Regions from separate parts of the Mus musculus genome. Here regions 1, 3, 4 and 5 are each linked to region 2. The links are chromatin loops, found by intact Hi-C in ENCODE. Cell type or tissue: heart. All regions are shown on one strand. Each heading gives the region's core, and the rest is flanking DNA. Links, peaks and the distances in the headings are about the cores only.

What was found. Hi-C counts contacts between places; a loop is a spot of excess contacts. Peaks named below come from ENCODE experiments on the same cell type or tissue, not always from the same donor. Only the 100,000 strongest peaks of a DNase experiment are listed, where the experiment ranks them.
Region 1: it touches region 2 in a loop (2.8-fold over the local background); 12 of 42 quality-filtered maps call a loop at or near these places.
Region 3: it touches region 2 in a loop (2.4-fold over the local background); 6 of 42 quality-filtered maps call a loop at or near these places.
Region 4: a loop joins it to region 2, with 4 times the contacts of the local background. A loop is called at or near these places in 5 of 42 quality-filtered maps.
Region 5: a loop joins it to region 2, with 6 times the contacts of the local background. A loop is called at or near these places in 3 of 42 quality-filtered maps.

The regions. Positions count from the first base shown.
Region 1 is chr6:66,952,319-66,958,610 of GRCm38, reverse strand. All of the region lies in intron 3 of Gng12 (guanine nucleotide binding protein (G protein), gamma 12), which reads right to left. Among named protein-coding and RNA genes, the nearest start is that of 4930597O21Rik, 31 kb to the right of the region's middle. In heart, for the core only: a CTCF peak has its summit at 3,147 (motif pointing right); no DNase peak of the experiment used is centred there.
Region 2 is chr6:66,893,476-66,899,767 of GRCm38, reverse strand. Gng12 (guanine nucleotide binding protein (G protein), gamma 12) reads right to left here and starts at 3,371. Exons shown (of 5, transcript NM_025278.5): 1 at 3,241-3,371. 4930597O21Rik (a long non-coding RNA gene) reads left to right here. Exons shown (of 3, transcript XR_003956381.1): 2 at 2,751-3,723; 3 at 4,608-5,124. In heart, for the core only: a CTCF peak has its summit at 3,513; DNase peaks (open chromatin) are centred at 2,347 and 3,377; H3K4me3 peaks cover 1,962 bases; H3K27ac peaks cover 1,490 bases.
Region 3 is chr6:67,156,213-67,162,504 of GRCm38, reverse strand. A430010J10Rik (a long non-coding RNA gene) reads right to left here and starts at 4,704. Exons shown (of 3, transcript XR_001785271.1): 1 at 4,205-4,704; 2 at 1,669-3,673. In heart, for the core only: a CTCF peak has its summit at 3,533 (motif pointing right); a DNase peak (open chromatin) is centred at 3,544; H3K27ac peaks cover 354 bases.
Region 4 is chr6:66,840,412-66,846,703 of GRCm38, reverse strand. It overlaps Gm36610 (a long non-coding RNA gene), which reads left to right and starts at 3,728. Exons shown (of 3, transcript XR_001785438.1): 1 at 3,728-3,962; 2 at 5,231-5,356. In heart, for the core only: no CTCF peak of the experiment used is centred there; no DNase peak of the experiment used is centred there.
Region 5 is chr6:67,264,762-67,271,053 of GRCm38, reverse strand. It overlaps Serbp1 (serpine1 mRNA binding protein 1), which reads right to left and starts at 4,075. Exons shown (of 8, transcript NM_001113565.1): 1 at 3,645-4,075. The coding sequence starts at 3,957. In heart, for the core only: no CTCF peak of the experiment used is centred there; DNase peaks (open chromatin) are centred at 3,423 and 4,163; H3K4me3 peaks cover 4,493 bases; H3K27ac peaks cover 2,457 bases.

The DNA.
Region 1 (6,292 bases), core at 407-5,406, 59 kb before region 2:
GCACAAGTATGTAACTTTGGCAGTGGTACTACAGACACAATTATGCATCACTTTAAAGGACAGGCGAAACGATATTTGGATAAACATTTCCTTGTAAAATTCTGGGAGTATGTTATAATTTTTCTATAATTCTAAATTGAATCCCTGTTAAATACTTATCTACTGGCTTTTCTCTAACAATATCTTTCCTTAACAAATTAAAGGTTGTTGAATATTTTGTTATTGTTAGTACTTATTTTAAGATTTTTAGCTTAGACTGGCCTTGAACTTACTAGGTTATTTTATCCTACTAAGTTTTAAAAATATTTTCTATCTGCACGCAGCAAGGAATTCTGTCTTAGCCTTCCTAGCCCTGAATATTGACATGATATTCTGTCCTTAACTCCCTATGTAGACCAGACTGGCCTCAAACTCGCAGACATCTGCCTGCCTCTGCCTCCCAAGTGCTGGAACTACAGGCGTGTGCTACCATGCCTGGAGCACTGCTGTTTTAATGGCCTTTTAACTTAAAGTATGACTATAAAAAGTCCTGTCCTCTCATGACCCCGAACACATCTGTTTGTTCTCTTGTTCAGTTAGTCAGTTCATATTTACTGAGTGTCTACTCTGAACAAGTGTTCTAGGAATTGGATAAAGTGCTTCAATAAGGACACAAAAGAACTAATACAGAACAGGGTGGACAGTATGAAATACACAGGTGAGAATTTCTGAATATATGGGAGGAGTACTCTAAACCAGCAAGGAAAAGCCTGGTTCTTCAAGAAAGGCAAATAAGCAGGTAAGGCTGGAACTGGGAGCCCAGAGGCAAGAGGGTGGGGCCTCCGAGGCATGGCCAGTTTCATCTTACATCACAACAGGCCTTTGTATCCACGCATGCTACAACTGTGGATTTAATTAACTGTATAGCAAAAATATTCCGGGGGAGAGGGTAGGAAGTCATGTTTGTATTGCACATGTACAGGATTGGGGGGGGGTGTCACTATTCCCTCAACAACACAGCATAACAGCATTTATATAGGACTTGCATTGTATCTGACAGTAAAAGCAATCTACACAGGAGAGGGCCAGGTGTGTTGACACACATCTATAACCCTAGTATTTGGGAAGTCAAAGCATGAGCATTTTGAGGTCAAGCCAATTTGAGATATATATCAAGACTTGTCTCAAAAGTCAATAATGTACATATATGTACATTATTATGCAGGCACATACCATTTTATACAAAGCACTGCAGTATTAATGGCAGATTCCTAATGGTGGCTTTACTAGTGGGGACAGACATCTAAAAAGAGAGAAAGATACTGATGGCTGTGTGGACATGTGCATGTGCTCCTTCCATGACAGGAGTGGCAAGGAAGGTCAGGGTGAAGATGGGTGTTGAAAACGGAGATCAGCCAGTTCTAGGGACCCATCTAGTTCACCAGAAATTCTAGCTTCCCAGGACCCACTGTCACCTCTAGATGTCCTTAGAGGAAGAAGATGAAAGAAAAGAGAGGGGTTCCCTAAGAATTTGTCTTGGGTGAAACACAGCCCATCAACTTGTTCTGGATGAAGCCTGTTGGGGTCTCTAGAAGCCTGAGGCAAAAAAAAAAAAAAAAGTTGATGATACTCTCATCTTTTGCCTATATAAAAGCGAAATACTAAAGACAAAATATTTAAGAACTTCCTCAATAGTTATTAATGCCTCTGCCAAGTGTTTTAAAAGCTAACAATAACTTACAACATGTCCATTTTCTTTTAAGGAAAAACAGTCACAGAGAAGCACCTGCCCCGACATATGAATACTACAAGATCTCAGCAGTGCATGTATGTCCTCAGGCGCTGATGTGCACCCAAGGTTCTGGAGAGAGGAGGTTATGGAAAAAGCAAACACTAAAGCTATCACTAAACAGCACCACTGTGTCTGTCACTTGGGGGATGGAAGTACTGCAGTCGAACAAGGATAATGGGTGAGACTTTTCCTACAGATGCTCTCCATTTATAAAGCACACAATCAACGCTGAACAACTGGGCCATGGCACTGTCCCATCTCTTTAAATGATGAGATTACAGGCCTCTGCAACACTGGCTTATTTTGAATTCTTCTTTGAATACACAGAAAGTAGAGCTGTGGTAAGATTACTCCTTAATTTAATTGTAACTAGAATCTGCCCTCCCCCTCCCCCTCGGCATTTGCTAGTAGTAATACCAACAACTTAAAGTAAACTGATTTTGTTTTCAAGACTCTAGATATATGTATTCAGTTCACAGTTGAAAGTTCCTGTTTTCTGATTGATCACCTTTTTATCCTTGACAAATTCTTTTTAATGTTTGTTTTATTTTTTAAATTGTTCGTGAGTGCAGATACCTGCTAAGGCCAAAGGTTGGATCCCTTGGAGCTATAGTTCCCGGCAGGTATGGGCCACCTGGTATGGACAGTAGGAACTGAACTAAGGTCCCATGAAGAGCAGTGTATGCTCCTAATCACTGAGCCATCTTTACAGCCTCCTTGGTAAAGTCTTAAAGAGGGAGACGATGCACAACACTAGTGATAATTTGATGTGAACCACAGCAGTGGTAGGTTGTCCTAACTGTTCACTATTGTACTGGCTGGTTTTATGTGTCAACTTGACACAAACTGGAGTTATCAAAGGGAAAGGAACTTCAGTTGGGGAAATGCCTCCACGAGATCCAGCTGTAAGGCATTTTCTCAATTAGTGATCAAGTGGAGAGGGCCCCTTGTGGGTGGGACCATCTCTAGGCTGGTAGTCTTGGGTTCTATAAGAAATCAGGCTGAGTAAGCCAGGAGAGGCAAGCCAGTAAGTAACATCCCTCCATGGCCTCTGCATCAGCTCCTGTTTCCTTACCTGCTTGAGTTCCAGTCCTGACATTCTTTGGTGATCAACAGCAATGTGGAAAGTGTAAGCTGAATAAACCCTTTCCTCCCCAACTGCTTCTTGGTCATGTTTGTGCAGGAATAGAAACCTTGGCTAAGACAACTGTGTACTTAACAAATATGAAATGTCAATTTAATGGCGTCGTAACCATTTCACTCTTTACCACTATAAACGGGTGTCCAATTCTAAGCTTCTAATAATACTCTCAAGGCATGCAGAAGGAACATTCTATGCTTGGGATGGTCTGTGACAGTCATTCTCTAGTCCTCCTCCAGGGGGCGAGGAGAGCCAGTGTTGTACTGGAAAAGTCACCCTCACATTGATTTTCCCAAAGGGTTTTCCCCCCATCCCTTTTCTGCTTAGTACATCTCACTCAGACTGATGAGCAAAGTGCTTTAGCTCTTTTATGCAGAGAGAGGCAAGAGACACTTAAGGCCGAGAGAGATCGAGTACACGTCAGCACGTATCTGTACAGTCTTGCAGGCTGGATGGTTCTCCTAAGGCTTGGGTCACGGCTTCCAAGGCTCCTTTCTAAGGCCTCCTCGGTAGAGCTTTTGGTCAACCACAGATGCACGGGAGGCCTGAGAGTGAAGGCCTCCCTTCATGGGGTAGTGGTGGGACTTCATCATATCATACAAGTGCTTGGTGGCCACGAGTGACTCTGGCAGCAGTTCTCTGCAACCTGGGCTGTCTTCCCTTCTTTGGAAGAGTCAGGAGTCCTCACTGAACAACCAGGCTTAGCCCCTACCTCCTGCCAAGAGCCTGCTGTAGGCTGGGGGTTGAGTATGCTGATGACCACACAACAGGGCAAAGGGAAGGCCTGGAGGTGGGGCAGTCAGTCCTGCTACACTTACTTACACTCAGATCCAACTTTTGTAGGTTCTAAGTTTTACATTACCTTGAGAGTCTTCTTTAAACAAAGACTACAAAATTAAATCCAGTCCTGTTTATATATACTGAAGTCAGATGATCTGAAAGTTAGGGGATCATTACAAGTTTGAGTATAGTCTGGTCTACCGAGCAGACCCTGTGTCAAAAACAAAAAAACAAAACAAAAAAATAACCAAACAATGCAAAATTTGCCAGGTCTCTTGAGCTACAGGAATGGGAATGGTTGACTGCTGCCACCATAACTGAGACTCAGGAGGAAAATCACTGTCCTGGGCCCTGCTTGTGGACAAGGTTGAAAAGGCAGACAAGGTATGCCTATACATTTTTTCTTCTTCTAAGGCCACTCAGAGTAGACTACAGGTTTGTAAAAAGAAAAAAAAAGGTCTTATGACCTCAAGTGTAGGTTAGATACTCACTAAACGTTTGGTAACCAACCGTTTAAAGTGGTCTACTCTACGCCACAGACCCATCTACCGCTTCCCTTTTTGCAACTGCCTAGTCATATTTTATCTTCCAAATAAAGGAAGACTGTTGCTCAAAAGGTGTTGTCAGGACCAGCACAGGCATGGGTTTCTTGCTCATCTGGTTATTCATTCACCAGAAGAACACAGGCATGTGTTACAAAACAGACTACGAAACTAGCTCAGCCCAAACCAGTGCATACACTCCCTGTACGTACTACAGGACGACGAGACTGTAGCTCCATCTACTTTGGGCTGCCCAGGGTGGGGGTGGGGGACTGTTGGAGTGAGTGCCTGCCACATGAAAAGGCACCTTCCCGCTTAGCCTGTCTGTTCCTGTCTGCACTGGGCTATCAGCACATGGTTCCAAGTCCTGCTTTCCCCGTTCTTCCCAAGGGAAGTCACACGCTCTGCTTAGCTTCCTGTTGGCACCTGTTCTTTTACGGAAAGAAAGCAAAATAAACATCTGCACTTAGAGCAGTTATCTAATATGGCTGTAAATATGTATTTTCCTAATCCTTGTAAAAAAATATATACACAATCTGGTAGCAAAATCACTGTCTCATTTTAACAATGAAATGAGATCTAAAAAACGGAAAGCTGTTTAATTAGGTCAATGTGGCTGCTTTATATATGTACTAGTTTGGTAACTAAAAGCTTCTCAATTGCCAAATGTTCTTCCTCAAACAAAACAGACAGTAACTTTACACATAAAAGTGCCTTCGGGTTGCTGTTCATCGCTTGTCACAAGGAACAAAGCATTGTTCAAATGCATGTCCATTTGCATTTGATACCGCGACAGGAAACAACGGCCATCATAAGCGCAGTGCCAGTGTGCCGGTGCCCACTCCAAGCACTGTAAGCTTTCCTTTTCTTTCCATGACACTGGGTGCATTATCCCCATGAAAATGACCCGATCTAGGTTACATGGAGGAAGTTAATCCTTACTACCTAAGCTCTGAGTTCTCACACTATATGACTAATGAACTTCATAACACCGGCATTTTTTAAAAATAACACTATTGGTTAAGAGCACATTGTTCTTGCAAAGGCCTCCTACCTCCAAAGTTTGGAAGTTCACAGCCATATGTAACTTCAGGGAGATATGGTGCCTATGAACCTCTAAGGATACATGCACATATTGACAGACAGACAGACAGACACACACACACATACAAACACACACACAGGAGAATTTTAAAAGAAAATAATTTTTAAAAGGAGAGCTCTTTATACAAAAACCTTAGATTGTATACCTTTATGCCTCAAAATTTATTCACAAAATATTAAATGGAACCTAATAAAAGAATGACACTATTAATCTGTTCATATAAAAGACTGAGTCAAAAGATATAATTACTACTGTCCTTTTTCAAATTAAATTTATTATTTCTGCTATGTGTTATCATCATTTGTAAAGAGGATACAGACCAGCAGTATAAGAAATATCCCTGAGTAAGCTAGTAGCTATAGCTAACTTGGACTCTGACTGAAGACAAAAAGAGAAACCAAGAAATTTGTCTGAACATTTCAAATGCCACAGAAGTGATAAAGACCTAAGTCAAATGGTAGTCATTGCCCCAAAAGACCTGATAAAGTCATGCAGTGCTGCTGAGTACTGAGAATTGTAAAGCAATTAAATACTTGCCAAAATTGAGCTTTTTCTATTTGATTCAAGTTCCATTTTACAATTTTTTCACATGTTCTCTGTCTCATTTATTTGACAAATAAAATTGTATAAATTTGATGTATATAGTATGAAAAAAATAACACTATTTATCCGTGTGACTGTGTGCGGCATATGTCGGCACATTTGTGGAGGTCAAAGGACAATGTTCAGGAATCACTTCTCACCGTCTATGTGGGTTCTGGTAACAGAAGTTAGGTTACCAGTTTTGGTAGCCAGTGCCTTAATCTACTGAGCCATCAACCCAGCCCAAGACACTTATTTTTTTCCAAAGCATATACATATTTTAGGTTACTCTCAAATTCCTGTTTGATTTAAACAATCTGATGAAGTGGTCTACTTTAAAAATGACTTTAAAAGTTTTCAAAATGTCACCC
Region 2 (6,292 bases), core at 422-5,421:
GACATTCCAGGAGTAAAAGCAGGCAATGATTTAGTCAATCAAGTCTTTCAGTACAGTAGAACACAATGTCACAGGCTCAAAACAATTCATAATGAACACTGTACCCTTTATACTTGAAATCGTGGTAAGCTAGCACTCCTGTGTCACCGACTTGGTTCATCAGATGCATCTGATATGCATTAATGAAGAAGCAGATGCTCAAAGGGGTTTGTTTTTTAGAGTAAAAAGTTTTTTTTTTTCAATTTCGCAAACTTTAGCAAATAAGTCAGTGATTCTGTGAGTTCATTTCCTGAATTAACCATCTACTCTCACAAAATTTTCAAAATAAACACAATTAGTCCCCACTTTTATGGCTTATCTGCTGGCCTTGGACAGCCAGGCACACAAGAGCCAACCACTTCACACTCTTGGATCACATCTTTTCAAACTTTAACAGTCGTTCTTGATTAAAGACAAATGTTACTTCTGGGCTTATTTATTTATTTAATTTCCTATCCAAGGTTAATAAATGTAACTATTTAAAATAAAAATTCTTTTTAAACTTAAAAAGCAACTTATGTTCCTAATTGCCTAGCATTAAATACTATGTATTTAACAACATCAAAAGCATTATTAAAATTATTGGCCCATCAATCATTTTCATACTGCCATGGGTAAAACAGGACATACAAGCTTATACACACTTATTCACATACATACATTCACACATACATACACACACACAATCTGCTCAACCTTTAGTTTTTTTGTTTTTTTTTTTAAAGCAAGATATCACTCTAATATACGCTAGTTTAGAACTTATTATGTTGTCCAAACTGGCTTTGAACTCAGAGCAATTCTCCTGTCTCGGCTTTGCCAACTGCTGAGATTACAGGTGTGAGTTACCCTGCCAGCACTCATCACTCTTTGGAACTTAAAATGGTGGCATCTTGCATTTCCAGAAGGTTCTACCTATTATCATTTATCAAGTAACCTGCTGTGTAAACTAGATTAAAAAGAAAAGTGATCATTCTAAGCCCTTTATGTAGGTTAGTTTCAGTCTGTTTTTTTCAAAGACTAATTGATACACTTTCATCAAAACACTACAAGTAGAGACCACTGTTACTCCTGCTTACAAATCGGATTGAAAAGGGCTAAATAACATTCTCATCCTGGAGTGTCTGACAAGAAAGCCTACACAGCAAACCACTGTTAAGTACCTTCCCCTCTCAGTCAAGCTCAGAAAACTACTTCTAGAACTTCACCTTCCTATAAGGCTTACACTAAAATGAAACAAACAACAGCAAAAGCTAGTTAAAACACAGCGTAGTAAGTGAGATCGTTCTGACTTTTTTTTCCTACTAGAGAGAGGTTTGGAATAAAAATTATTGGGCATTAGCTAACTTTTTTCTGAAAAATTTTTTTTTTTACTGTGGGGCCCTTTGCTCTCATCACCTGAACGCCATGTGTGTTCTGTAACCTATGACAACAGCAACCCAACTGTCAAGAGATTTGTCTTTCAAATAAGCTCAGAGCTTTCTGCACCTCCTCTGTATACCACACTTGTCGTCTCCTGAGAAGCACAGATCCTTATTCTTATAGGGTTCTATACAAATCTAAGAGCTGCACACTGTGCTGGGTTCTACACAGTAACGTGCTTGTGCTCAATCCAGCTGCATTGTACTTAGTGTTCAGCATTCACTGGACTTCACCCAGGACTTTATGGTGCTGGCTGACTGTTAAGAGAGGCAAAGGATCTGAATATTTTATCTAAACGCCCACTTAGCAATCTACAATTGATTGCTTTTTAAAATGTGGTGGGGAGGAAAGAGGTGATCAGTGGGAGGGGCTTGAAAGAGAGGGTAAGGGGGTACACGTGTACGAAACAGACAAAATATAGAGAAAATATAAAAATATGTGAGGACCATATGCTTATTTATTGGAAAATGACCCTGCTGACATATACATTTTTGTTCTAAAAGGGGAGGGTGGCCCTCCTTTCTTGAAAGTGACTGCTTGATCATAGTAAATTTAACCTTACTGTTCTCCAGTGACTGCTTTCCCAGCTTCCCTGGGGAAGGGCTGGAATCCGGAGGTAATTTACATCCATGGTTTGAAGTGCCAAGCAATGGTGCAGCAGGGTGACCAGCACTCTCAAAACACAGCCAAGCTATTGCTTTAAACATTGAGAACACACAGACACAGAGCCTGGCTCTGACAACATCCAAAAGATTCATTATAGACAATCTATTCAGGAGACGCTACGATCGCCCCAGGAAATATAAACAGTGTCTAAAGAGCAGTGGGGAGAGGAAATAACTGACCGGAATGAGACGAATCATGTGAAGTCCGTCCAACAAGGCCTAAGACATCCCCAGTGTTTCCACTTGGAGCTGCGTTTAAACGTGCCCTGGCACATGGGCACAGATCTCCCCTCCAGCTCAAGCGTGGGGCTGCGTCCTTTCCTACCCACTTGTTTGTGCACAGCCACGCCCGCACAGGAGGACCACGAGACCACAGGCCTCGGCAGATCCTTCCAGCTGATTTCCAGTTGCTTAAAGTTTAACAAGAATCACGGCTCCCTTTGTGAAAGTTAAGTCAAGTTTACAAGGCATCCACAGACTTAAAAGGATAAACGAGTGTCAGGAGACACTAGCAATGGCGTCTTAAAATGAAGTTTAATTGACAGGCCCTAACTAAAATAAAGAGGAGTTTTTTAAACCCACGGGCTAAGCTTCAGGCGCTACATTTAAAAAAAAATATAAAAAAAGCACACAAGGCTCAAGTTTGAACTCCGACCTTCCTGTTCCAGTCACCGCCGCAGGGTCCCTCGTGAAGTGTCACCCGAATTCTCTCCACGATCAGCTCCTTACCCGCCGCCACCCCCCTGTGAAGACCCAGTACCGAGGCTGCCAACCCACGCGCGTCTAGAGATCGGAGGAGGGGCGTGCGTGGCGGCTCCGACCGGCTCCTCCCGCACCACCGCGACCTGGCGGCTTTTCCCGGGCCTTCCTCCGGCGGGGCGAGGCCGAGCGAGGCAGCTACGGAGACCCAGCCTCAGGGGCCACTCGCGCCCCAGCGGGCTCTCGCGTCTGTGGGCCCCGGCTGGCCTCGCTCCCACTCCCCTTCCGCGGCCCAGAGCGCCCGCAGCACGCGCTTCCTTCCTCCGCTCCCTAGCTCCAGCCCGCTGCCAGCCCGCGGGACCCACAGGCGGCCCCGAAGTAGCGGCGACCGCCCCGCCCCGTCCGGTCCCGGCGCTACCTTGGCACTCACTCTTCGCCGTCGTCGCCGCCGCCGCCGCTGCTGCCGCCGCCTGGGAGTCCGGCTCTCCGCGCTCCCGGGACCGCCCGACCTCTCCTCCCTACTCCGCTCCAGCTCCTCCCCTCGCGCGTGGGCGGGGCGCACGGCCCGGTGGGCGGGGCTGTCGCCGCCACCCCCTCCGCTCTGGCCCACGGGCATGGGACGTGGTCGCCGCGCCCAACTGCGGCCGTCGGGGGTCAGGACACGCGTGCCCGCGGCTGGGTTGGTGCAGCTCGCTGCGGTGCGGTGGGCCCGGGCAACCACGCGAGGCCACCACCATACATCACCACCAGGACCACACACCGCAGTCCCCAGGCTGCGAAGATGAGCTCTGCCAAACCCCACACAAAAGTGGGGCTCTGATCCAGAAAGGTCTGAGGAAACGGCCACCGTCATATTTAAAGGACTCTGGGGCAACAGGGAGGTTGTTTCCCAGAAATGGAGGTAAAGCCAGATTATTGAATGTCCCAGACCGGACAGAGTACTGCATAATAAATTAATTGGACAGGTTGTTTTTTTGTTTTGTTTTGTTTTGTTTTGTTTTGTAAGCATTTAGAGTTTGGCAGGTTGAAGGGCTAGTTTTGCTTCCACAAAAGCTGCTTACAGCCATTCAACAAAACGAAGCACCTGTTGTGTGGGGTCAAGCATTATGCTAAATGTGATAGGAGATACCATCAACCTGAGGGGGACTTGCTTAAGTCCTGTAGAGATGGATGTACAGAAATGGTAACACTCAGCAGTTGGCTAGAGTACTCCAAGGTGTGAGTCACTAATAATCATCGTGATCTCTTTTTAAAATGATGCTACTATTGGGTGAGAGCAGGGGTCAGTAATTGGACTCAGTGCCAAGGAAGGGAGGGAGGGAGGGAGGGAGGGAGGGAGGGAGGGAGGGAGGGAGGGAGGGAAGGAAGGAAGGAAGGAAGGAAGGAAGGAAGGAAGGAAGGAAGGAAGGAAGGAAGGAAGGAAGGAAGGGGAAGGAAGGACGGTGGGAGGGAAACATGTTGGGGGTTGGGGGTGGCAGAGTAGGAGGGGAAGTTGGGTGTGATCAGGATACCTGTATGAAATTGTCAAAGAATAAATAAAATATATTATTTAAAAGATCAAACAGAAATAAATAAGTACTAGCATTGGATGAGGATGCACTGTTGAGTGGGTCTTGGGGATGCTGGGATCTAGGTACTGAATCCCACTGAAGGCTTTAAATTCACTCCTGTTTGCACTCTTACTCAAGAATGCCTTGCTTGGCCAGTGTGGTCTGAGCAGCCTCCAGAGGATGTTCTTGTTGAGGTACAAACCACAGCCTGCCTTTTATTTCCTACTTTCTACAGTGTTAGGAAACACTTGGCTGATTCAGATCGTGACAGTTTGAAGATGCACCCTAAACAGAATGGCCAGACACAAGAATGGACTATTATGGTTGTGATTTCCACCTCTGGATCATTATATAGCCCAGTTAAGTACTTCATGTACTTTTAATTTTTCTCTCACTAATCTGTGGCAAAAACAAGCAAAGTGGCTCGTTGAAGAATGTCTGGCTTCTCAAATTGTATCCACCGATTAGTCTTTAAACAGTTATCTGCATATGGAGAGAACAGAAATCCAGTATCATGTACAAACTTGTGCAGAAATTGTCTATTGCATCAAGTTGTTTGAAATATGGTCTTTTATTTTATCTCCCCTCACACATTATTCATTTTTTATTTCTTTTCTGTACTAAAATGTCAGCCTGCAACAAATTAACAATAAAATACAGTTAATCATTTATACCCACAGGGGTCTGCATCCTCAAATTCAACTACAGATTGAAAGTATTTGAAAATAAAATTGAGTCTGTCATAAATAAGTATATTCTTTGTCTTTATTTCATTTATAATGCAGTATAACAAAACTAATATTTACATTGTACAGGACTAGATAATTAACAATCTAGGAATAACTAAAGCATTATCATATGCAAAATGTAGGTAAGTTATATGCAAATACTATGTCATTTGTATGAGAGTTTTCTATCCTTGGATTTTAGTATATGAATGAAGGACAGCCCTGGAACCAATCCCCTGTGGGCACTGAGGGACAGCTGTACTACAGAGGGTTGGGAGGTTCTGATCATAGTAGCCAAAAGGCAAAACGGTAAAAGGTAACATTTAACCCGTACTTCCTGTGCGGCAGATGTTGCTTTAAGAGTCTTACATGTATTAAATCTTTTCATTCTCCTAGCAACCCTAGCATGTAGGCACAGCAAAGTTAACCCAATGAAACTGAAGAGATAGGTTTTAAGTGCAGGTTGCTTAAACAGATTATGCTTTTAACCATGATTCTGGACCCGCTTCCTGAACTTTGATGACTCACATTCCATCTCCACGTGGCTGTGCTTCCTATTGCATGCATACGTATATACATGCAAACATACATACATACAAATACATGTATGTAGTAGTATATTTACAAGGTATATAATATATATATCTTTTTTTTTAAACCTGTACATAGTAAGTATATGCCCAACTCCATCAGTTTCTCTTAATACTTGGTCTGATCTCTTCCAACCCTTCTCTCAGCTTTATGAACACTGATTCCACGGATACTTCTTGCCTGCCAGCACCTGCATCTTATGGCAGAACTACCACATTCAGCTTGAGAGTGTTCTATCCCTGGGCACAGGGCAGCTGGAAGAACCTGGCAACTACTGTACTTCTTACATCGGTTCTTTAAGCAGTGACAAGAGTGGAGGTAAAAAACGCTCCATCTGTTTTGACACCAATTGGAATAACTGGAGGCTGCGTCTAAGATGTCAGCAACACTCCCTGCAGTGGTTGGATAAGCATCTCTCCTTGTCTCCAGCTCTTTGCTTAGTAACACATCTTCCCTTCCCTTCTTGGTCTTACCAGTTCTACTTCCTACTCCCCTGTCAATTTTTTTTAGGAATATATTCCAACGGAGACCTGCAAAAGGATTTGTGTGACTCAATGCAGAATGAAAATTGCTCAAAAATTATTTAAGAATTTCAGAATGG
Region 3 (6,292 bases), core at 699-5,698, 260 kb before region 2:
GTGCATGTGTGTGTGTACATGTGTGGGGGGGAAGTATGTATGTTCACAAGTGTTTACTAATGAATTCAAGTGTGGTCATGTGTGTATATGCACGAGTAGGTATGTTTTGTTTACACATGTTCATATGTGTCTGTGCGTCTGTTTGTAAGTATACCAAGCACACACTTGTGTGGTCATGTGCATGTATGTCTGTGAATATGCATTTTATGCAAGTATTGTTTTGTATGTATATGTGGATGGTGCTTGAGGTGTCCTGGGGTAGAGTAGAAAAGGACCTTGGATCAGTACTATCCATGAGTACGCAGATGCCTAAACTTATTGTTCGACTGGTATTTCAATGTCTATTTGTCAGGCCCTTTCTTTTAAATATGCTGCTAGGAATAATTATTCCTCTCTTGAGGACTTTCAATTGTAAAGTTGAGCTATTGCATGTGTGTTTGGCGTAGGTCAACAAAGTGGCCCTGTCTGGTTCTGCTGCCTAAGCAACGCCGCCTGTATGGTCATTTAATTAAAGCTCTCCCAACGCCACTGAGAGCTGCACTGTACTGCTTGATGTTGCTTTCATATTCATAGTAACAGAGGACTCAGAGTCGGCACGCCACGAACATGTGGGCAAAAAGATTATGCAGGTCCTGCTGACTCCAGGCTCTGATACAAGTGTTTCCACAGACAGTGGGTGCTGCAAGGTGATGTTGAGAGTCACGCTGTTACTCAGGGATAAGTAGGGCTCAAGTGCCTTACCCAATCAAACCTGGAACAGAATGTTACTGAGTAAGCAGGACAGGCCAGTGCACGTTCTGATTCCAGAGGCACCACTTACTGTGTGTCTCAGATAAGCGTCTTAGCTCCTCTGTGCATCTCTCTTCCTGTTTGTTTTTTGAGAAGGAACTTCATGTAGCCTATGTATCCTTGAATTCCCGATCTGACTTCTATCTCCCAAGTGCTGGGATTACAGGCACTTGTAAAACTCCTGCCTTTGTGTTTGAAAATGCCCTCAATCTCTTACCTTTAAACCCAATGCAGAGAGCACCGACTCTGCATCCTTAACTCCCACAGCAGTGACATTTAATTCAGCTCAAACAACTTGGCCATAAACCCAGTCCTAAGTGGACAGTAAGTTTCTCTATTCTCTTTGTTTTACTTAATGTGATTTTTTTTTTTTTAGTTTTTTTTATTCCACTTTATTTCTTTGTATTTCTCCAAAACAGTGATATCTCTCTCTGTCTCTCTCCCTCCCTCTTCCCCCTTAATGTGATTTTTTTTTTTTTTGAAGATAGTGGTTATAGACTATAGCTCCAGATCCTACTAGAAAAGATACTCAACTAACCCCCTGCTCTGCAGGAACTCCTGGCCGTGCCCAAGATGGCTCTGTTTCCCTTTGAACACTGTGCAAAATACAGACAGCAAGGGTGAACTTGAAGATCCAATTATCAAAAAAAAAAAAAAAAAAAAAAAAAATCATGTTCCGACTTGGCCTTGCCATCTCACTAGGGCAGAGTGTTCATTTTTAAAATAATGATAAAATTAAACAACAACAAACAAACAAATAAACAAAAAAACCAACAAAATGCAACATACAATAGAGCCCACTTTGGAACCAGAAGGATGAATGTGGGAATTTGCTAGGAAAACAAGAAGGGACCCAGTCAGGACTAAGTAATGGATTACCTCTGTGAGAGTCTCATCTCCAGCTTCTTTGTCCACTCATTTATTATCTCAGCAAACACAAGCAGGCCTTATCCTGGTCTGGGGAGTGTGACTCGTGTCCAAGAAGTGCACATTCTAGTGAGCAGACATATCTGTGAGAAAGTTGTGCACAGGGCGCATGTTTTCTCCTGGGTCCTAGCTTCTTACCAGCGTCCAGATATTGTCTGAGCTTAAGGCACAGAATGAGAAATCCCCTGGCTAAAGGCATTTCCTTCCCACTTTCATTTTAAGATTCCACTCTTAAAGAAATCTACTGGAAGACTGGGTGCGGTGGTGTACAACTATAACCCTAACACTCAGAAAGCTGATGCAGGAGGATTAGAATTCTGGGCTAGACTCAGCTACCTAGAGAGACCCCCTCTATACCCCCAACCCCAAAGAAAGTGAGCTATTATTGATGAGCATACTACTTATTTTTTTCTTGTTACTTACAGGAGGGAGGGCTTATAACTTGGCTCACAGCCAGGAAGACATGGTGGCAGGAGCCTGAGGCAGCTGGCTCACCATGTCTGGATTCAGGAAGCAGAGAGTACGGGAACTTGGCTCAGTTACTCCTTTTTACTCAGTCTAGGGTCCCAGTCCCTGGAATGGTGCTGCCCACGTGTAGGGTGAGTCCTTTCACACCTAATGCCTGATCTCCAAACTTATTGTAAATCTTCTCATGTTGACAGTTAAGACCAACCATCACAATGAGCAAGGGGGAAAAAAAAAGAAAGTTGTGAACCAGAAAAACCTGCCCACTCCCTTTTCTGTAAAAGCTGGGGATACTCCCATGACATTACCTGAGACTCCTGTGTGGCACTTGAAAACCTGAAGGTTTTACTTTTACTTTTTTCTATTATCTTGTATCGCCTTGTGATGTATTTTCAATGCCCTGTTCCTTATCTGCCTTAGCAAATTCAAGCACTGTTGTCTGCACCCATGTTGGAGAGGAGATTATTGTCTCCCTTTTTGAAATAAAACTATAAGAAAAGACCATCTTTGCTGGGCTTTGCGCTCATAAATAGGTCAGCTAACTAGGAGAATCGTAAAGCCCTTCTCTTTTAAGTGGACTTCAGTTACCTTTGCAGGCAGTTGGGTCAGGAGGGAGGCCAGCTGCTGTAACAGTGTTTCCAGCACCATGCTCCCCCAACACGGGGCTTTGTGGGAGTCTATGGGCTTTCTCCAATACCATTTAGCATGACCCTACTGTGACCCTGCAGAGGCCAGGTTAGTGTTGCCACTCTTATGCTACAGATAAAGGGGAAATATTCTGGGAAGTAAAATGACAAGCTCAAGTGGCAGAAGTTAGTTTCCAACAGGGTCTAATGGCACGGACATGCTAATTACTTAACAATGGCAGAAGATGAGACAATGGTTCTTGCTAATCCACATATGACATAGCATGAACATTGGGGTAGGGGAAGGGAGAAGAGTCTAATTCTCTCTTTCCTCCTTTCTTTTCTGTTCTCTTTCCCTCTCTTCCTCCTTCCTTCTAGTCCATTTGAAAAAGAGACGAGAAGGGAAGAAGAATTTATCAGATTAATAAGCAGATAATCACAAATTAGCAGTCAAGTGTTATGGAAGTTGAAATGATGCCGCAGATTTGAAGCAGTGTGTCAGAAACATAATAACCAAGGCTGATCTATAGACAAATGTTTAAAAACAAAACAAAACAAAATCAAGACGTTTCTTAAATTACAAGTTAGGACGGGGGATAAAGTGTAGCGGTTGTCTACTATACACAAAGCCCTAGATTTCATCAGCCCCAACAGCCCCGCCCACACCGACACAGAGATCAGACAATTGCTCACATTTATTGCCGGCAGAGACGATTTAGACATTTGCCACATGGGGGCGCTTGATACCATCAGGTCATGAAGGAGAGCTTCCTGCTAGACCAAGTTGCTGAATGGCTCCTCCTCACCCTATTCACTCTATGTCACAACAAGGGCTCAGAGGAATACACAGCTCCACCCCGGAAGACCTAAAAGTACAGCAAACAACGTAGTGAACCCCTTGTGTCAGCTGTCCAGCTTCAACAAGCACCAGCCGCACTGGGTCACCTTTCCTCTTAATGTCTCACTGCTATATTCCCTCTTCTCATTATTGCAGTTAATCTCAGACGTAGACACATGAAGGTCAATGTTTTGGTATGTTTATGACAGTTTGAGAGAAAAAAAAAATGATTACTAGTCAGTCCCGCCACTGTTAAGACGCCCGACTGAATGGGGTGGATAAGCAAGAACATTTTGTAAAGGACTATGATTTCATGCATTGTTATTCTGCCCTCCAAGAAGATACGAATATCGTTATTTAGTTCAAAGGTGAGCGTTGGGGAAGAGTATCTGTGCCGAAGATGGGCTGGGGACTCAGCATCACGTCACACCAAGGATGTGTTTTCCGTGTTCTAGTAGAGTGCTTTCTGCTACCTATACCTAACAGCACTCTGCCATGGCTGGAAGCTACCAAGACCTTCCAATGTCTGCCCTTTTCTTCCTGTGTCCCATGTACTCACCCAATTTCCCAGGCACTAGGTTAATCCCTTCAGATTACTCCCTTCTCAGATGGAGGAAGAGTTTCCATACTCAGGATTCCTGGGGAGAATTAAGCTCCTTATTTAAAAGGTTGTTTTCTCCCATTGCAAGCCATTAGAAAATGTTATCCAGCAACCTTGACGAACTTGTAAATCAACTGATAATAGGTGGGTTGTTGTGACAGTGTACATCATAGTCCTGGCATCCAGGAAGCAATGGCAGAAGGATCTCAAGTTTGAGGTCAGCCTATACAGTGACCTAAATAGCGAGACTTGTTTTGTTTTGTGTGTGGAGGGATGGCTCAGTGGTTAGGGGCACTTGCTGCTTTTACAGAGACCTGAGTTGAATTCCCAGCATCTGTGTGGGGCAGCTCATAACTTCTAGTAACTCCAGCTCTAGGGAATCTAACACCTTCTACCCTCTGCAGCCAACAACACACATGTAGCACATGTAAATAAGAAATATCTTTACGTGTATATACATATATATATATGTGCATATATATATATATATGGTATATGTATATGGTATATGTATGTATATATAGTGGTTGGGATAAGTTTTTGTTTAAAAACTAGGCAATTGTATTTAAATGTGTTCTTAAGTAGATGACTTTGAGTTTGTCTGTGACAATAAGGGATTAAATGAATCCTTGGTGACTTGGGGGAAATGGTTTAACATTATGAGAGAAGGAAATTGGCCAGCCATGAAAACTTAAAAGCATGATAGACTTCAAGGACTGGCCTTATATCAGTCTTCTGGTGAGAAGGACACTTGGCCAGCAGACCTGAATGATGAAGTCCTTTGGCAAGGCAATCCCTGTAACGGTTGAGAACTCCATTGACAACTAAGCTGGGGAACACATTTCATTTAACACTTGTTCACCAAGTCTCCTTTGAATAATTTGGCTTTGTAGGAATGGACTTTTCAACAGGGCGAGAACACGTTGGTCTGGCCAGTATGAACTTTTAGCAGTGTCGAAGCTGATTCTCTCACCACAAACAAATCAGCTGGCTTTCGGGTCATACCTTGGCTTCTGTGTTCCCTTGCCCTGGAGGAGATATTGGTCTCTCTTAGAGGATTCGCTTTCTCCCTGACAGCTTTTGTCCAGTCTGTCATCCAATGAACACACAACCTGTGCTCTTGGTTTGTCTGGTTGCCTGAGGGACGAGTTTTAGGCAGAGAAAACCAACAGAGACATATCTACTCTTGAGAATGAGAACAGAATGCAGAGGTCCTGAGATCTCAGAGAGATTTAGTCTCTGGACACGATGCTCCTAGGCCACTGCACAGGAAACTGAAGATCTCCATGCCTTAAAGGAAGAGTTGGGATTCTTGTACTCCCACCAACGCGCCCCCCCCCCTCAAACCAGTTGGTTCAATTTGGCTAGCGAGCTATCTTATTCTCACTGACAGGAGACCAGGCAGTTCTCAGAAGAACTGTGTCATGTTACCTCCTTCTGTTACATCTTTTAGTGGCTCTTACCTACAGTATCAAGTTCCCTTAACAGAAAAACTGAAAAGCTGATTGCTTCTCCAGCTCAAACATTAGACCTCTGTGTGGCTACAAGGCACACTACTATTGAAGGTGTAAAACGAAAATTGCCACACTGTTTGGGCTTGATGACATACATCTGTAATCTCGACACTTCAGAGTAGAGGCAGGAGGATCAGAAGTTTAAATACAAAAAGAAGAGACCAGGGAACCTGATAGATCCCTGGAAACTTCTAGGTAAAGAGTTGTTTGAGCAAGGCCAATAAGGAAATCTAGGAACAGGTGAGGCAGAGGTAGCCAGAGTCGCTCTCCACAGAGAGCCTGGTTTACCTGCTAGGTGAAAGTCATTGGTTTGATGTGTATCACAATGTTTGAGCACTTGGTCCCCAGCAGGTCCCCAGCAGGTTCTGGGAAGTTCTGGGACAAATTAATATGGGGCCTAACCATTGAACATAGGCGCTTGACAATTATAGTCTGCCCTGCTTCTGGTTTTTTGGTTTTTTTTTTTTTTTCTGTTTCCTGTTGTTACAATCCCTCCACCCAGGACATATCTGTCCCAGCCACTGTTCCTCTT
Region 4 (6,292 bases), core at 784-5,783, 53 kb after region 2:
GGACTCCTGAGGGGCATGGAAATGAAGCCGGTCTTGAAGTGGGAGAGGGGGTAAAGGGGAAAATCCTGCCAAGAATCAATGTAAGGAAACTTGGTGTCTGGGTTCTTCAATGAAGGTGTCTCACACTCTGTGAATGGTGGCCAGGTCTAGAGTTCCTTCTGAAGACCAACTGAGAGTCTAGGAGAGCCAGTGGACTTCACAGAAGGCTCTCAATCTGGAGAGCTTTATTCTCACACCACTGCAGTAGTCTCTAGAGAATCCTTCCTTGAAATTTGCCAACATCCTCTGAAACATCATAGGGTACTTTAATATAGTTTGATTTTTTTTCTAATTTTTTTATTATTTAAGTGCATTTTATACATCAAATATATTAATAATATTGAGTATTTTGGGAATCAAATAATACATAAAAATTTGTTCAACTTTTATATTCATATCCTTTCATATCCTAAAAATATCATTAATGAACATTTAATACAATCCATAACTGAGGATTCTATATCTAATGTTGAATACTAAACTGTTTCAAAACATACAAAATATTCTTTGGAAATTAAAAATAGTAAAACAGCATAAAATATTAAAAATGAATCATCAAGAAATATATTCCAAAGCCCTTATATGATACCACCTGACATTGTGAGAGTATTTAAAATGCATTATATATCTGTGTGTATTGTTTAACTATAAATTTACTTAAAAAATTATCAGTGTTTCAAGGAGAGAAATTATTTTATCAGTAAGTATATTTTAAAAATTTCAAAATGGCAAAAACTCTTTTAAATTAAACATTAAAATGATAATTTCAAGCATAGTGAGAAAAATTATCAAAAATATTTTCATGTTTGTAGAATATGATTTTAATATTTTCTACTGTTAATATTTAACAATCAGAATAATTATTCTAAGATATATTTCATTGTTATGACTCCCTTTTCATTTGTGATTTTATTAATTTGGATACTCTGAGTCCTCTCGTAAGTCTGGCTAAGGGTTTATCTCTCTTATTGATTTTCGCAAAGAACTAGCTTCTGGTTTTGTTGATTCTTTGTATAGTTCTTTTTGTTTCTATTTGGTTGTTTTCAGCCCTGAGTTTGATTATTTCCTGCCATCTACTCCTCTTGGGTGTATTTGCTTCTTTTTGTTCTAGAGTTTTCAGGTGTGCTGTCAAGCTGCTAGTGTTAGCTCTCTCCAGTTTCTTTTTGGAGGTCCTTAGAGTTATGAGTTTTCCTCTTAGCACTGCTTTCATTGTGTCCCATAAGTTTTGGTATGATGTGTCTTCATTTTCACTAAATTCTAAAAAGCCTTTAATTTTTTTTTCACTTCTTCCTTGACCAAGTTATCATTGAGTAGAGCATTGTTCAGCTTTCATGTGAATGTGTGCTTTCCGTTGTTTTTGTTGGTATTCAAGATCAGCCTTAGTCCATGGTGATCTGATAGGGTGCATGGGATTATTTCAATCTTCTTGTATTTGCTGAGGCCTGTTTTGTGACCAATTATATGGTTAATTTTGGAGAAGGCATCATGAGGTGCTGAGAAGAAGGTATATTCTTTTGCTTTAGTATAAAATGTTCTGTAAATATCTGTTAGATCCAGTTGGTTCATAACTTCCATTAGTTTCACTGTGTCTCTGTTTAGTTTCTGTTTCCAGGATCTGTTCATTGCTTAGAGTGGGATGTTGAAGTTTCCCACTATTATTCTATGGGATGTGATGTATGCTTTGAGCTTTAGTAAACTTTCTTTTATGTATGTGGGTGCCCTTGCCTTTGGAGCATAGATGTTCAGAATTGAAAGTTCATCTTGGTAGATTTTCCTTTTGACCAGTATAAAGTGTCTCTCTTTATCTTTTTTGATAACTTTTGGTTGAATGTTGATTTTATTTGATATTAGAATGGCTACTCCAGCTTGTTTCTTGGGACCATTTGCTTGGAAAATTGTTTTCTGACCTTTTACTCTGAGGTAGTGTCTGTCTTTGTCACTGATGTACGTTTCACATATGCAGCAAAATATTGGGTCCTATTTACATATCCAGTCTGTTAGTCTATATATTTTTGTTGGGGAATTGAGTCCATTGATATTAAGAGATATTAAGAAAAAGTGATTGTTACTTCCTGCTATTTTTGTTGTTAGAGGTGGAATTACGTTTGTGTGTCTATCTTCTTTTGGGTTTGTTGAAAGATTACTTTCTTGCTCTTGCCTCTGGGACCCTGAGATCCCGGTGTGACCAAGCTCCTGTGATCCTGGGATCCTGTGGTCCTGGTTGTGTTAGAGCTCCTGGGAATGGAGCTTCTTCTGGATGCTGTGGGACAGGCTGTGGACCCAATGTATGCCCAGGGCACCAGCCCAGACCAGAAGGAACTTGTGCCACTGGCTGGGCGGAGTGCTTGGGTCCTGCTGGTCCCAGTTACTTCCCGTGTTGGGGCAGATGTTGTGTCCTCCTTACCTCTGATTTTATGATCCTGGTTGGTCGGAGTTCCTGGGTGCCTGGGTTCCACTGGTCCCAGTTACTCCCCGGGGTTGGGGCAGATGTTGTGACTTCTTCTAATGGTTTGATTTTAAATGCACCTGGCATGTGTGCATTGTGTGTGCACAAAAAAGGGTAGGGAGCCTGGAGTATACTCCCCTTCTTAGTCTGATTCCCACCAGGCTGGATACCTTGTAATGATTTAAGAGGTTCCCTTCGTGCCAAATGTTTAACCTCAGTGATGGGTCACCCTCTCCCCCATTACAGGAGGTGAGAGCTCATTCAGGTTAAGCAATCTCAGCAGAACCATTGGTTTCAGCCCAGTCAGACTCTGTAGCCTTAGATTGTGGAGCCACCATCTTCGTTCTCACATTCACACTCATTTATCCAGAGTTTAAACATGTAATCCCTAACTGTTTCCATGGAATCCTGTTTTAGCTAGAAACCAGAGCCTATGTTACCTTGGCTAAAATGAAAGGATGATTCTCTGAGTGCTGGCCTTGCCCAACTGAGAGGTTTGGGGCAGGGCTCAAGTGTGACAGTGCAATCTCGCTGGGGCGTCTAGAATGTTGCTGGAATTTCTGGGAAACCATGACCTAAGCCTTTTTTAGGTTGGAGAAAGGAAAGTTTCCCCAGATCTCTCTATAATAGCTTTGGCTTCCCATCTCGTGTTTGTGTTCAGCTGCCTTTTATATACAGGAGAGCAGAACTCAAACAAATAAGAAGTACATGCACAAAAGTAGATATGCGGCAGTGTATGACATAGTTTGGCAGAGTTAAAACTCTGTTACCCTATTTCCTCAGAGCCACGAGTTCCTGGAGATACCATGAGTATAGCAGGGCAGTCTAATAGAACTAACTCAACAGTTGGCAGTTTGGGGGTTTTCTTAATCTTCAAGTAGTTTGACAATTTATTGTATTCTCAGAGAATTGCTCTAATTTGTGCTTTCTCATATACAAAACCTGTCAGATTTATAAAGAGAGATTTCATTTCCCACTCTTAGCTCTGCAGCCAGGCTTCTCATGGGCAGTGAGGTAGCTTTCCTTTCCCCACAGCTTAGCCTAGAGAATGATCAGAGGGAAGCTGTGGGGTATTAAAAACTAGCAAGTTTGAAACAGTGTATGTAAGGGAGGGAAGAGAACACTCAGAATTTTCACGAGTTCCATAAAAGATTTTTGTTTCACTTTTTCATGCTTTTCAGCCCATACTCTGCAAAGAGTTTTAAAGACCCGGCACCAGGAAAGTGGAGTTCATTTCTCCAGACATAGAGTGAAATCTTCTCTTTCCCATTTCCGATTTATCAGTCATAGAACCTGATGAATTCCCAGTTTGCTTTTCCCTGGTGAAGATGGAATATTGTGTTCAGGATAAGAAGTACAGTTACCCTCAACTTTCAGGGTCCCAGAATTCCAAGCACTAGGACAGCCAGGAGTTGGTGCACACTGGAAATGAACTGAGAGTACCTTGGAATTTGCATTCAGAATGACTGCCAAGGAGGTAAGAATGCCAAGATCTTAGGATTCCTCCAGAAAGCCATGATGAATGAAGATGTTCCAAGGCTTAAAGCTAACATAACATTTTATCAGGTTAATACATGCTTTTATGTAAATATACTTTAATTTTTTTCTGTTTTTTTTTACACCTTCACATTTATATTTTTGATGAGTTTTACAATGAAGATACACTACTACAAAAACCAAAATGGTCAGGGGTTTTGGCATATTCCTCAATTCCTGACACTTCAGGAGCCTGAAGGAGGAGAATGGAGAATTTAAGGCTATCGTGGGGTGCCTAGTGATATCTTGTTCAGAAGGGGAAAAAAAATTAACCAAGTATCAATTAGGTACTCTTAAGACTAAGGTGTTCTAAGACCGAAAATGCACATTTTGTAAGAAAAAAATCTTACTGTGGTAGTTTTTCATAATTTAAAAGTGTTGTTAACTGTATTAAAAATTACTTCACATAGTTATTACCTGGACTTAATAAAAAGAAAAAGAAAACCAGAAAGTGCAGGTCCAAGGGAATGCCATACACTTTCCCACAGATCTCACCACTCTTATTGTATTATACTGTCAGGTGAGTCCCCATTTTCCCTTGTTTTAGTGGCTTTGTTTCAGTCAAACACACTGAACACCATAGATGATTTATTATTTTTTTGAGTTAAATTATTCTGATAACTATTTTAGATCAGGAATAATCCATTCATCAATAACCTTGAGAAACATAATATAAAACTATGCCTGAAGAAAGGACAGGCAGTTCAGTTAAAAGGAGTTTAGAGTCCAAATGTGATTATCCCATTTTCTTTTTGTGCTGAGAAATGTTCTGGGCATAGAGACGATATATAGTGAATATTTACACATGGATTCAGAAGTGTGGCTAGAATTTAGAATCTCCTTCCAGAGTTTGCATAGAGGTGAAGAAATGTAAAAGGTTTATTGGAACATGGACAATAACTGGGAAAATGATTCCAATCAGATTTTTTTATTCAGAACAATAATTAGATTATCCCCTCACCCCCAAATCTCTGAGGATGTTTTAGTATAAAGCAGACGAAAACTTGAAGTTTTTCTCTTCAGCTTGGGCCAGACATTGCTGTGTGAAGACACACTATTGTATGAGTGGGCTAGAGTAAATGTTCTTAAATGTATGAATGAATATTGGTCAAGATCTTTGTTTTTATAGTTTTTTTTTAAAGCTTAACACCAAACCTTCATACTCTAAAGCTCAGGTTACAAACCTGAGCTCCATTGGTCTCTCAGTAGATATCCCTGATGCAGATATCCCTGATGCAGATATCCCTGATGCAGATATCCCTGATGCAGATATCCCTGATGCTTACCTGCGTGCAGATATGGGGCTTCCTTACACCCAGGACAGAAGCACAGTTGGTAAGATTTCTCAGCACTCTAGGAGACAAAAAGAACTCGTGGTCACAGAAGACTGCTTGTCTGAAGACCACAGTAGACACTGGAAGAACACAATTCTTTTCTATTTCTGTGTTATGAACGCTGAGAAAGATTGAGAGAAGCAGGAATACCTGCTCCATCCACATGTCATCCAGGGTAATGATTTCAGTGGCCTCTTCCAGCCTCTGTAAGGAAACCCACTTTTGCTCTCCTTTCTGATGAAGCATAGATCACAGATTCACAGTGCAACCAGTTCTTCACGTTTTCTGTGACTCTTAGTAGTTAGTCACTTTTATGCCCTGACCCTAAGTGTGATGGCTGTTCTTGGTTTTCAACTTAACTGATTCTGAAATGGTAAAACCCCCAAACATGGCACACCAGTGAGGGATTTTTAGTTAATTTCAAGTGGGAAGATTTTTTTCTATTCAGGATCTTTGAATGGGAAGACCAGGTCTTTTGAGATAGGAAGTCCTGCCTTTAATTTGGGACACGCCATCTGCTGGAGGCAGATGGAAGAACATGGAAATAGGAAGTTTTTGCTTCTTGCCTGCTTGCTTTCATCTCTCTCTCTCCCTCCCTCCCTCTCTCTCTCTCTCTCTCTCTCTCTCTCTCTCTCTCTCTCTCTCTCCCTCCCTCCCTCCCTCCCTCCCTCCCTCCCTCCCTCTCTCTCTCTCTCTCTCTCTCTCTCTCTCTCTCTCTCTCTCTTTCTCTCTCTCTCTCTCTCACATACACACACAAGTTCCCTTACTCTAGAGAACCCTGACTAATACATTAAGCAAGAAGACTTTTGTTCTGAGAATGTAACTCTTTCAAGAATACTGGCCTTTGCCTTCAAATAATCTTTTTCAGATAACTTGTTGCCTGAGGAGGAACACAGCCACAATGGCTATTGTGCTTGAGTAAAGTGTAACTTGAAAG
Region 5 (6,292 bases), core at 636-5,635, 370 kb before region 2:
TCTCTGTGTAGCCCTGGCTGTCCTGGAACTCACTCTGTAGACCAGGCTGGCCTCAAACTCAGAAATCCGCCTGCCTCTGCCTCCCGAGTGCTGGGATTAAAGGCGTGCGCCACCACGCCCAGCTAAACTAAAACATTCTTATTCAACAGTAAATATCTCAAACTTCATCTACAAGCATTCTACAACTGGCACAGAAATCACTAGGTACCATTCCAAGTCAGTCTTACTACAAAATTCTAAACTTACAGATAGTTCAATCAAGGGATATATTTTTGGCTTTTAAGACATCAAAGCCAATACCAGCAGCTTTCATAAATAAGAAAGCACTGGACATTCACTAAATATGCCCCTCAGAAGAATGAAATTCACTCTGTATCATTCTATATAATCTTGATGAGCCAATAGTGAAATCTTGATTCTATAAAATTGTAATTCTGAAAGGAAAACAAAAGGCACTTATTCTAGAAACAACTTTAAGATGGCTATTTGAACTAGACAGTCCTACAACACTAACACTACACTGGGCAAGGCAGGTTTACAAATTCAAGGCCAATCTGGATTACAAAGAGACCATGTGCCAAACTCAATCCAAACAAGCAAAGCTATTTAATCAGAAAAAAAAAAAAAAAAAAACCTTCCACAGACCCAAAACATTCACAGTCCAAGTATGTGTACACATTCCCAAGTTTTTAATATTATCATGTAACCAGTAGGAAGTACTTCATTATTAGTATGGATAGAAAGCCTTTTTCTAGGTCTGCTCTTGCAAGTATTTGTTTTCAAAGCATCTTCACAAATCAGACACTCTAAGACCTTCTTTTAGCAATTACATGCTCAGGGGGCTGCAAATGTAGCTCATTACCAGGGTGTCAGTAACATGCACAGCCCTGAATTGTCACAGAACCCTCTCAAAAAAAGGAAAATAGAAAACTTATGGCACTAAGTGGTATTTAAAGCATTAACTAATTTTCCTGCCTTTATTTCTCCTGATAACTTACGAAACTCACAAAAAAAGAACCAATTTAAATTGAATTATTGGTAGTCTAAAGGACAAGTTGATAGTTAAATGCATGCCTAACATTTCAGACATGCTCTAATTTCCAAGCCATAGGTGTTGATAGTCAAAAAAACAAAATCAGCTGAGAAATTGTTTTTGTAAAATATTTAAACATGTGACTAATTCTAAGAAAATGGAACACCATCAGGATATATTCATTTGTTCAGATATCTTTAACTATAGTCATACAGTAAAGGTGAAATTCCTTAATATTTAAGCTCAGTCTCTGTAAATTCTCAGGGCAAGCCTTAAATGTAGCCCTTATGCCGTGGCATTTACATAAATTTCATCAGAGGTATAGTGTATTGGGGTGGAGCTATAGAACCAGCTCAGAACTTGTAATGATAACCAAGCTAAACACACCCAAGGAACAATGGCTTGCTTCCCCACCCAATATTCAGTATGAGGCCTACATAATCAGAAAAAAACTTACTAAACTCATCAAGTGGTTGGGAGTGTAGCTCAGTGAGAGCTACTTTCACTTAGTTTGCAAAATGCTGGGTTCGGCCACTTTTACCACAAAATATAAATTCATCTACTGAAAAAAAATTTTTTAAAAAGCATACAAGGTTCTTTTACTGTACTTACCAGATACATGAGTTTCTTAACTGCACTAATATCCAGAGTTGCTTTTCTTTTTTTGCTAAACACAAAAAACCTGGTCTACTTTTAATGACATTTTGCCAATTCAAGTTCTTCAAATAGACAAATGCATCAAAATTTATGTAGAAAAACATTACATTCCAGCATTGTGTTCCCGAGACACAGGACACACCATAGGTTAACAATTGTTTCCACTCTTACAGATAGGTACTTTGTTTACAAGTCTACCAACCACCACCACACAGCACTAACTGGAAGTTTTATTCAAAATTTCCCCATATGTATATATAACCTTATTTAAAATCAACTCTGGTTTTAAAGAGTGATCTAAGGGTTTGAGATGTGTAATGCAAAATTTTCCCCAGCAAGGACAAGGTTCTAAGTTCAATACCCAGTACAACCCATGGAAGACTTGGACGTAACTAAAAAAAAGGTTGACTACTATTGTGAAAAAGTTTTCTGAAGTAAATGACAAACGTAATCCTGGCTATAAATAAAAATGTCCTCCATTGATGACTTATGCTAGTTTACAGGCAAGATCATAAATTGGCTTTGTGATGAAAATTGAATAATTTAAAATCATGCTTCATGTTTTGACCATTTTTTGAGTTCATCTATGTGATGTGTTTTATTTACTCAACTTATTCATGTACTTCTGTGAATTACAGTCATAAAGGAGGTAAATTTTAGTAGTTTAAATAACACTATCTAGTGTCCCTAACACAGAAATTAAATGTCTTATTCAACTATGTAATGTCAAGAAGCTTAATCCGCTCAGTACTTCTGCCCAAGTGATGTTTTCTAACACTCCAGACTATGCTTCCAAATATATTAATAGAACTCTTCCCTTTTATAAATCTACTAGGAACTGGATGTTTTACTCTAAGCCTTCATTGAAAGACACCACCACCCCCAAAAAACTTCAAACCTAACACAATCTAATGAGAAACAATTCCTTTCATGAGCACGTGGCATTGAGAGGCACTTTAACATAATACCAATTTTAAAGATTCACAGGTTATTCTATATGTACTCGCTATTGATTTTTCACTTTTTTAGCCCCTAATTGCTTTGCCTTTTCATCCACAATAAGCCAGTAATGGAGAAGAATGCTAAAATCAAAACAACTATGAAACTTCTAGTGCCCTTGAAGAGACCATTAGCCGCCAATGAAGACCCGACCACGCTTTACGCACGTGCGGAGGAAAAGCTGCAGCCTGAGTTCTGCTGCCGGGACATGACAGGCTGGGCACTCATTTCGCCCACGAGGCCCAGAACAAGCAAAGCCCTATGACCTGGGGGCTCCAGGGAGTTAGTTGGAAGAAGAGATGGAGACATGAGATGGGTTCCACTAATGACCAGTTTTTTATTCGGAACTCCCTCTAAAATGAGTGGGGCTAAATTCTTCTCCTCTCCAACACTTTAGTTCTCGCCAGTAAGTTACAGGAACTTCTTCTAACGTAAGAGCGAAAGGGCACAACACAAAACACACACGTGGGACCCAAACAGCAACTCCTCCCTCCCTCCACTCTAACAGGGACCCCCAAACGGAGACGCAGCCCAAGTGGAAACTCTGAGCCCGGGCCTTTCCTTGAGGGTCCGCGCCATTGTGGGACAAGATGGCAGGGCAGGAGCCCACAGCAGGCAGCGGCAGCCAGGAGCCCGCCGGGCAGGAAGCAATGCCCGCGCTGCTTCCCGAGCGCCTAGAGCCAGGAGGCTAGCGCCCGGCAGGAATCGGCGGGAACGCCCGGGCCGCCCTCTCGGAGCACGCTCCGTCCGCCCGAGGCGGGAAGGAAGGCTCCCGCCGAGCCTGCGAGCGAGCAAGCGACCGAGAGAGCGGCGTGGACTTGGGACCAGCCACGTTCCCCGCACCGTGAAGGGGCTCCGAGGGCTCTGCGGCCCCGCCGCCTGCACGAGCAAGCGGCGGCGCACGCCCCCGTCCTGCCCGCCAGCCCGGGCTCCCCACCGCCTCGCCCGGCTTTACCTTCTTTCTTAAGCGCCACCGGCGGCTGCGTCTCCTCCTTTTTGTCGGCCACGCCGACGCTGGGGGGCAGCGGGTTCTTGCGGTCTTTCTGGGACTCTTTACGCAACTGTTTGCCCGCCGCGTTGGAGTTGGTCTGGGCCGCGGCCTGAGCCGCGCTCTTGGCCCCGGGGCCCCCAACGCCGCCCCCGCCGGCTTCTTTTTTCTTGTTCTCTGCTGCCTTCAGTACCTCGAAAGGGTCCGATTCGTCGTCAAATAGCTGGTCGAATCGGTTGGTGACCACGCAGCCGAAGCCTTCCTGTAGGTGCCCAGGCATGATGGTGGCTCGGCGGCGCGTTCCTCCACGGATTGCAGCGGACCGCGCCGAGCCAAAAGCGCCTGCTTCAGCTCTTCCCACAAGATGGCCGGGCCGAGAGAGGGGGGCCGCCTTCTCTTCCGGCGCCAAGCACACATCCGGGAGCGGCCTGCGCCGCACGGCACCATGGGGCCTGTAGGCCACAACTGATTAGCCCGGGATGGCTGTCTACTCCTGAACTTCAACTCCCAGCGTGCACTGCGCAGCAACTCTTCGCGCGCGCCTGAGAGGCGGGATCTCAAGGAAAGTGTGCAGCGTGCTCGCTGAAGGTGGGGAAGCGAGTACGGGGCGGAGTTCTGCCACCTGCTCTTGTCACCCTTAAACTCTCGGTCTTTAGATACCTCTGAGAACAGGAAAACGTGAGGGCGTCTTCTGCTCACGAAAGTGTTCTCTGTCTTTGGTTTCACTCATTCTGTCTCCGGCCAGGACTTTCCCCACCTTTCTGGGAGGGTCAAGGTGACTCCCAGACCTAGTAACTGGAGCCTCAAAAACTTCCGGGGGGTGGGGGGTGCCACAGTAGCCTCCGGTAGGTTGCGACCGCACGGCTGCTCGTCCCTGACTGTTGGATTTCTAGAGCTGTCCCTCCACCCTTCGTAACGAATCAAGGCAATTCGGTTTAATGTGGAACGGAGTTCCAGGGTTGAATCTGCGTGGCAGAAGGAATCCAAAAGAGGAGTTGAACTAATTGGGTTGCGCGCCTTTTCCGGTCATTGCAACCATGCTTTAAGAGCTGTTAAGTCCTGACTGCACAACTGCACGCTCGGCCATCCTCTAAAACAGTGTTTGTGGAAACGCTTTCTAGAATCAACGCGATAAATTGATCTGTCGGTATCTGGTCAGCGGTGTTAGTAAAATGTGCTCCAGAGCCTGGGGTGGTGGCGCATGCCTTTAATCTGAACACTTAGGAGGCAGAGTTCAAGGCTAACCAGGTCTACAGAGCAAGTTCCAGGACCGCAGGGATTTCATAAGAAAAAACCCTGTCTCCAGCTCCCCAAATGTGCTCAAGAGGAAATGTTTTATAGTACATTGGGTATTATGTGTGAAGGGAGGAAACTAATTTCGTAATTATATGCTAACTCTGACATTAGTTGGGAACCTTAAATCCCACTAAGACAATCCAGTGCCAATACACACTATAATTTTAAATCTTTTCCATTGATACATTATGTAATAGAAAACATACCTCAGGCAGCAGGTGCTACGAATGTTTCATCCTCACATCCTTTTAGATAAATAACTATCCCTTTCTCACAGGGATGAAACTGTCAGAATTGATAAAACTTACTAAGGTCACACTTAAGTGCTAGTGGCAATCTTCTAGCTGCACTATGAGACTGTTGACATCAATTCTGTAAACCAAGTTCTGTCCTGATAGAAATTACAACAAGTGCTGAAATTCCAATAACTAATCAAGTTTAAACAACCCTTTGAATCCGTCTCCTGGATCAACAGAATGAAAGGCAAAATGGGATTCCCATAGTAGTTTTCTGATCTCTACACTCATACTGTGGTACATTCACACTCAAACACACATAAATAAATAACAGATAAAAGTGTTTTTTTTTAATGTCTAAAGAATGTCTGCTACTATCAGTAAGAACATTTATAGGATAATCCTCACAGTAAGAGCAGAGGAGACTCTCCAGCTCTTACTCAAATCAAGGCTCCACAGCATTTCATGACCCACATTACATTCTTGTACGTATACTCATGCAACATGACAGTTTTTATGTATAGCAAGCACGCTTCTCTTGAGAATATTCTATCAGTAAATGTGGAAACTATCCAAGTACCTTGACTAAATACACAGCTGATGTGTCTGATACTGGCCTACTAGGAAACCTCAAAAGCGCTTGCTCCTTTGATGCTGGTACTCAGTTTTCAGCCATGTTCAAATCTTGCTCTCACACATTTCTCTGTGCGTACATGTGGCCACACACGTGAAGGCAGAGGCTGATGCTAGGAGTTCTCCTCATTCACTTCCTCACGTTACTTTTTTGAGATAAGATCCCCCACTGAACCTAGAGCTCACTGGTTGGCACGAGCGGCTGGCTAGCAAACTCCAGAAGTTCTCTGTAGTCCTCCATTTCAGTGCTAGAGTAACAGATGCACACATTTTTATCTGGGTGCTGGTGATTGAATCCAGGTCCTCATGCTTTCAAGGCAAGCACTTTACTGACAGCCATGTCTCCAGCTATGCTCACACATTTCTTAACAATCTCAATCCCCTGTTATGGTAACTATAATTAATAACTAACAACAGTTCTGTTAGCATTCACTATGTTCTGGACACTGT